Linked DNA regions of Mus musculus: regions 2 and 3 are each linked to region 1. The links are chromatin loops, found by intact Hi-C in ENCODE. Cell type or tissue: heart. All regions are shown on one strand.

Region 1 (2,500 bases):
GCCGCAGCCCCCGCAGCCGCAACGGGGCTGCTTGCAGGGGGTGCAGGCGGGGACCCCGGCCCCTTTCCGCTTGCAAACCATCTCGAGGGCCGTGGCGGGCTCGGCCTGCGGCGGCGGCGCCGGCGGTGCCCGGAAGAGCTGCACGGCGGCCAGCGGTCCCAGGAAGCGCACGGGCCCCACGCCGGCCAGGAAGAGGCTCCGGCCCTGCTGCTCCCAGGCGGCGGCGGCGGCCAGCCCCAGCTCCTTGCAGCAGGACGCGGGCGACGAGGCAGCGGCGGCGGCGGCGGCGGCCGAGGACAGCAGGAAGCGGCGTGCGGCGGCGGCGCAGTCCTCGGCGGCCAGGGCCGCGTAGCGCCGCGCCAAGTGCTGCGAGGAGACGGCGGCGTAGGCCCCGTCCCGCGGCGGCGGCGGCGGTGGCGAGAGCGGCGGCTCCTCCTCTAGGCCGGCGGAGGCGGGCGCGCCGGGGCTGTGCACGATGAAGCAGAGCATGCAGGGCCCGCGGAAGAAGCAGTCCCGGCTCCGGGGCGCCGCGGGCTGCGGGGACGCCTTGGCCAGAGCCCGGCGGGGCAGTCTGAGGAGAGGGCGCCGGCGGCGACACCAGCTGCAGCAGCGAGGCCTCTTCTGGCTCGGGCGGTTACGCGGCTCCTTCGAGAGAAGGTGGCCCATATAGAAGGCCCCGAGGAGGGCGACCGGGACGGGGCGGGAGAGGGAGGCCCGAGGGGCGGGCTCCGGCGGCGGGGCAGGCCGCTGGCTGGGTCGCCCGCGCCGCGCACCCGGCACACGCGACGGCGGGGGTGGGCGTCAGCTGCGGGCCGCCCGGGTGCCCGACGCGGGCTACATGCTTTGCCCCCCGGGGAGCCGGGAGGAGGACGGGCGCGAGCTGTGGGGACGCGAGGGAGGGAAGCGAGTCTGCCGGCCAGGCCAGCCGGTTCAGTCAGTCAGCGCCGCGGCGGGGGCAGCGCGGGCCCGACTCGGACCATTTTAACTGCGGCTGGGCCGGCGGCGCGCGAGCCCGCGACACGGCCCGTCGCCGCGGGAGCGCGCCGCCCGCTCCGGGAGGGGGCGGAGCCGCCCGCGGGGGCGCGCGGGTCTCACCCAGGGGCGGGAGCGCCGCCGGGGGAGAAGCGGGGACCTCGGGGCTGCGCGCTGACGGGGCCGCGCACTCCCTCCGGCTGCACACGGAGGTGGCCTGGACGCCTCCGGGCTCACGCCCCTCTCCCGAAGCGGATGGAGACGCTTCCGAGCCAGCTGGGTGACATCCGTTTCCACGGCCGCGCTGACGTCTGGAGGTGTAAGTTCAAGAGCTGCCATTGGCCAGGCTCAGCTTGGCTCTTCCCCTTCACTTCCCACCCCACCATCGCCCTGACTCGGAAACTGAGGCCAATTGAGAACGGAAGAACCAGTTCCACCTGAGAGGCCTGAGCCCTTGGGTGATGGGTGACAGTCCAGTAAGGATCCGTTAGCTAGGTGACTACACTGATTCTACTCCTGTGTCTAGGCACCTGTTGCATACTGCTGCCTTTGCACACAATTGCGGGCTGAAAACATGTATCACGCTGAAAACAGGTATACACGCTGGAAAAAACACTCCAACATTCCAGGCTCCAAGCTCAATGTTACTGTTGTTTGACACCTTGAAATCCAGTCTGTCCACTCTGTGAATATTAGTGTGGTGCCCTTAGGACAGACTTTGGTGGCTAAGGTGGGGAACTAAAACATGCAAGTTGATCAGACTTCAGAAGTCTTAAGTTACAGTGATGACACAGGTTCTCGGATGGGGAGAGGTCAGCTTTCACAGGGGAGAAGGTAGGGAAAGTTAGTTGTCTTAGTCTCTTCTGCTGCTATAACAATGCTACATACAACAGTAAACTATGAAGAAGTTTATCTCGCTCTGGAGGCTTTGGAAAGTAGAATAACATGCAGTGTCAGCTAAGTGGCAGGGTAAAAGCGCCGGAAACTGTCTATCATTTTTTATCGGGAACCTACTCTTGTGGTAACAATTTGTTCCTGGAGGGCGGAACTCTAGTGTCCTCATCACCTCTTAAAGGACCCCCTTAGGAATGTTGCATGCATACTGTTAACAGTAGCAAATTTCAGGGTAAGTTTTGGAGGGAACTTTGAAACCATGCTAAGAGTCCAAAGCAGTGGATCAGGCAGTGGAGAGGACTTTAGAAAAAGTGTCAGTGGGGGGAGTGGCAGAAAAGAAACAAAGGCTGCGAAGAAATGAGGTGATTTGTTTCTGGCAGTTTCTACTCTTCATTAAAAGAAGCCCCACCCCTCCCTGCTGAAGAATATACTCCCTGGGTATATTCAAAAGCTACCGGGGAGAGAGTTGAGGATATCAGAATTTCAAAAACCAATGGGAAAAAGATTTGTCCAGATATTCACATATTTGTTACTCTCAAATGTGCTGTCTGAACTCCTTCACCTACGGATATCCCCCACATGCCCATGGTTCTTCTGCCTGTAATCGAGGAAAGGGTCTTCCAGGCTCTCAGAG
Region 2 (2,500 bases), 53 kb before region 1:
AAGGTAAAGAATATGAGTTAATTTCATGATTCTGACAATACTTCTATACTGAAATTATTACATAATAAATAAAAATTTTAAAATTACAATAAAAGCAGGAGATTATTGAAAGCATTTTTGATGCTCTAAAAATTTATAGGAAATCAGGCAGACTTAAATGCTAACATGTTCCCATATTCTTCTAAATATATTTTCTCCTAAACTATAATTTAAAACAAAGAAGTCCAATTGTGTTCTAAAAAAAATAGTCTTTTTGTTGTCTGCCAACATTAAAATAGCATTATCAAGGAGGTTTCATTATGTTTTTAAACACTGGACTTATGAGAGAAAATGAATTCTCTATATTACAAAAATCCTTAAGACCTTCTCATGAGCAAGTTTATAAGCAAGCATCCTGCACACAGTACCTGCTAGTAAGCCAATAAGAAGAATAATCAACAAAAAGGAGCAAAGTGCAAATTAATATTTATAAAAGTGGTGCACTTTATTTCATCATTATCATTACATTCCTGCCATTCTAAAATTCATTTTTATATATTTTCAAGCTTTACAAAGTGCTTTAAAATCTGCCATCTTATTCTAGTCTCCCCAAATACTTATACGAGGTGAACGGTATAACATCAATTGTGCAATAAATTTTATATCGATGATATCAAAACATTCTGGGGAGTTATGCAGGTGGAAGAGGGAACAAAGCGTGGAAGGTATGATAATCAGAATCACTTTTAAACATGAATAAATAACATTGTCAAAGAAGGAATTCAAAAGAAAATGATGCTTTCCCATTTTTAACAGGTTTTGAACAACAAATGCCGAGCAATTCGCCATTACGTTCACTGAGAACATGTCCTAGAAATCAATTAAAAGTAACAGGTCGGTCATTTAAGGTGCATCACTCTACAGGCTGAAAGAAGCACTGCTGCTTAGAGGGGAGATAGCCAAAGAAGCAAATGCAAGACGGCAGCATGCGCACTGGGCCTCGTAACTGATGAAGTAAAGTCTTAGAGAGCACACTCAGTAACACAACAGCCCTTTGTATCTCTACACGCTGTCTGGAGCTGTGGAACGGGGATGAGGTGGAGGAGAATCAGCCTGACAGCCTCCCTAGCTCTGTCTCTTCAGTCTGTTGTTTAAAACACAGCTTTCTCCATATGACCATAAAATTTTCTCATGTATAATTTAGTATTTTACATGGTTTCATGGTAAGCAGAAATGGGTACTATATGCTTAGTAGCACTGCAGTAAACACATTGGGTTTAATATAAGTGAATAGTCCGTCTCTCAAAATACTTTTAAGATGATAAGCTAAAATAACACTAGGATTTATCTCACAACTCAGAATTTTATCCACATAAGGCAGTATTTCCTTATTATCTCTTTCATGTGTGATATAACCAGAACCGGTATTTTCTCTTTATTATGAACTACATGAAAACATTTGTTAAGTAATAAAACATCAGCCAATCACTGACTTAACTTCACTATCAGTCAGTCTCATAAAAAGCCAAAAAATTCCCTGAACTTATGCTGGGTGGCCTATATCATTTAATAATTCAATTAGGATATAAACCAAACGTTTTACAGATGCAAAGAATATTGAGACTATTTAAGGATCCGAGAACATGTCATAAATCTTAATTACTCCAGAAGTGATGGTGGGAAGCATCATCCTTTAACTGGACAATAGACTCCATCCCCACACCCTCAGTGGGCAAGAGTGCTGCTGGAGAGTAACTGCGTCGCTGCCCGCCACGCTGCCCGAGATGCTGCCTGGGCAGCAGAAACTGCTCAGGAGGCTGTCTCGGGCTCCATCAGCCTGAGCAGCTACATAATGTCTGCTCAGACTGCTTTTGAACTATGTGTATGTCAAAAATAAGTAAGAGGTAAAATCGAATGAAACGCCATTCTTGTGACAAGTTAAAATCCCTTCACTTATCACAAGATTAAGAACTTTAAAAGGATGGGGAGAAAATATGTGGTATGCTGTCCTTAAAATATTTGCCAAGCAAATGTGTTTTTAAAAGACAGCCAACAATGGGAAAAAATGACAGTTAAATTCTAGTATCTTAAGAAGTAACTTCTGTAAGACAGCCTTTTTTTTAAGTTATCAATTAAACCTCAGACACATGAGATCCTATTATTCAAAATTGTAGTGCATCCTATGAACACATAAGCAGATTCTCAAAAGTATACATAGTAACATGATAGCTCTCGGAATATAAACTATACATTAAACTAAGCATGAGAGTATGAAGAAGAGTGGAAGAATTCTTTTTATACTTAGAAAATACAATGTATTTCCTGTGTGATGATACTTATTAACTATTATGCCAACCAGAGTCAAATGGTTCTAGTTTGCCAATCAAGTAGTCATATTTAAACAGTACAATATTATAAGCAAAATGAGCAGCTCAAGGATTAGAAAGAGCATTTAAAAGGTCCCAGTCTCTAAGAACTTAGGCTTAAGATTTATAGTCATTAAATTATAAAAATTATTACT
Region 3 (2,500 bases), 370 kb after region 1:
TCTGGGAATCACTTTCGGTTCTCTTCCATAAAAGACCTTTGGCAAAGATCTGTTTCTTTTCTGCATTGACAGTATTAATACACACTAGCGAAGATGATGTACTATCCAGCTTCTACTCTACTTCAGAGGTTGAAGTCATTTGTGTGGGAGAAATAATCTAGGGTTTTGTAGACAGAATTCTTGAATTTCATTCTTAGTTGCCATGTGGCTCTAACTTTTCTGTGAACACTTTTTCTGCTAGCATCAAGTAAAATTTCAGTTTACACAGAGCAAGCTGTACGTGTTACTTTTATGGCAGTAGTACCTTTGACATTGCTGTCCCATAGTAAATACTAACAGAGGAGCTGGAATGATAGTAAAAATACCGTAAGGTCCTTGTTTGTTTTGAAGTAGAAATAGTGAAACTAATTAGTAACGGGAAAAACCAATAGAAACATAGTTACAGGAAGCACTACTCTGTGTGGTTGTGTGAGCTACTGGGAAGACTGTATATTTGAATCTCAGGCCCAGATTTGTAAATTGCATTCTGGTAGCCACAGGAGAGATAATGTACAAACTTGCCATAAAAATGGAAGTTTTGTTTAAGCTTGGATTTGTGTAGATGGTAGGTGTGCACCATGTTGCACATGTTTTGGAGGGAGGGCAAAGGGATGACTAGTCATTCAATGTTCAGATAATGTATCTGAATAATCTAGGTACTTATACATACTGTTTGGAACAGTGTATTTTGTGATGGAAAAAGTTTGCAAATGTGAACTTAAAAAAAAGTCAACTAATTTAGAACCAATTCCTGGACTTTGCTTACTAGTATTTCATTAGGACTTAAAACTATCTTCATTGTTGTCTCATAGTGTTAATAAAAGAATATCTTAATGCAGACCTTCAGGTTTTTAAAAAGATTTATTTATAATTATATCTAAGTACACTGTAGCTGTCTTCTGATGCACCAGAAGAGGGCATCAGATCTCATGACAGATGGTTGTGAGTCACCATGTGGTTGCTGGGATTTGAACTCAGGACCTTCAGAAGAGCAGTCGATGCTGTTAACCACTGAGCCATCTCTCCAGCTCCGAGCTTCAGTTTCTAATAAAGGAATAAAAGTGGAAATGACATTAATTCAAATGCATAATAATTGTATTTTGTATCTTTCCTGTCTTAGGAAAGTATTGCACTTTTCTTCAACATTTGTGTCCTTTTCATTTTCAGAAAGATTTTTATATATACCTTTATCTACTAATTTCTTAAATTTTTGAGAGGTATGCATCAGAGTTTACAGATGAATAAGATAGATTTTCATTGCCTTAGGCATACTTACTGTGGTCAACCAGTTGTTTCATTAAGACATCAAAGGGAACAGGTCACAGCTTTAGGGCTTGGGTAGTGACTTGAGCTACCTTGGAAATGCTGAGCTGCTCCTTAGGGTTTCCCCCAGAGCTCCACTTTCCCTTCCTCTCCCCCCCCTCCCCCCGCCCCCTTACCTCTTTTATTCCCATTTTCATTTAGATCCCAGGTTGAGTTTTTTTCAGAATCGATTGAGAAAATACAGAGAAGAAACTTAGCAATAACTGCCATAGTTAGTGTATTGGAAAAGAACTAAAGCTTGCTGTAAGCACTCCACCACTCACCACAGCTTTACAGGGACATTCCAGTGAATCTGTATCTGCACCTAAGTTGTGGTGTAGCTCAGCTGCGGTACTCAGCCACTTCAGCATCTGGGGAAGCAGAGCAGAGGACATGTTAGAGCTGTAACAAAGAGATGAGGATAAAATAGCCACTTTGCTTATTCTGTCAGAATAAGTACACTTGTAGTTTCTCATGTATGAAGTTTACTAATGTGTGGGTCCCACATATGGGTTTTCAAGAGTTTTTGACATTGAAAACATACAGGTAAACTGAAGTTCACTTAGTATCTCTCTAAGAAAATACATTTTAACAAAAAATGTTTTCATTTTAAGGGTATTACATGTTCAGCTTTAAAAAATGTAATATCATGCATAACTTGTAATTTTTCTTAAATCTTCATCTGTACTACGACTAATATTCAGTCTATGTTATTACCATTCATTATAAGCTTGATATTATCTCTTTCCTCTGTAAGTATTAATTAAAAGCCTGGAAATTTTAATGACAGAGTTCCTTGCCAGGTTGGGAAAGTGTAGTGAAAAGAAGAACGGTTCATTTGGAAGCCATATAACTTGGGCTTCAGCTCCAGTTTCTCTTTTGTGGGATCTTGGACAAATTACTTAATATCATCAAATCATAGTTTCCTCTTCTATTAAATGAGTAAGATAAAATTACCTCATATGGTAGTTATGTAGAAGAAATGAGACAATGTAAGTAAAAATGCCTGAAGTTAGGAAGGGCTCAGCTTCTGTAGTCAGCGCTTGCATTGATTTGTATCTGTCCTGGTGTTGATAGGATTATTCTTTCTTAGTTTGTGTTCTTACTGTGAAGAAACACCATAGCCAAGGCAACTCTTACCAAAGAAAGCATTTAATTA

The links. A loop is a pair of places that touch in the nucleus more often than their neighbours do. Peaks named below come from ENCODE experiments on the same cell type or tissue, not always from the same donor. Only the 100,000 strongest peaks of a DNase experiment are listed, where the experiment ranks them.
Region 2: a loop joins it to region 1, with 2.4 times the contacts of the local background. A loop is called at or near these places in 2 of 42 quality-filtered maps.
Region 3: a loop joins it to region 1, with 3 times the contacts of the local background. A loop is called at or near these places in 3 of 42 quality-filtered maps.

What each region holds. Positions count from the first base shown.
Region 1 is chr17:63,499,352-63,501,851 of GRCm38, forward strand. Fbxl17 (F-box and leucine-rich repeat protein 17) reads right to left here and starts at 1,229. Exons shown (of 9, transcript NM_015794.1): 1 at 1-1,229. The coding sequence starts at 666. In heart, no CTCF peak of the experiment used is centred here; DNase peaks (open chromatin) are centred at 190 and 1,170; H3K4me3 peaks cover 1,847 bases; H3K27ac peaks cover 1,800 bases.
Region 2 is chr17:63,446,151-63,448,650 of GRCm38, forward strand. The region is part of intron 4 of Fbxl17 (F-box and leucine-rich repeat protein 17); the gene reads right to left. Among named protein-coding and RNA genes, the nearest start is that of Fbxl17, 53 kb to the right of the region's middle. In heart, no CTCF peak of the experiment used is centred here; no DNase peak of the experiment used is centred here.
Region 3 is chr17:63,865,446-63,867,945 of GRCm38, forward strand. All of the region lies in intron 1 of Fer (fer (fms/fps related) protein kinase), which reads left to right. Among named protein-coding and RNA genes, the nearest start is that of Fer, 2.7 kb to the left of the region's middle. In heart, CTCF peaks have their summits at 945 (motif pointing right) and 1,147; no DNase peak of the experiment used is centred here.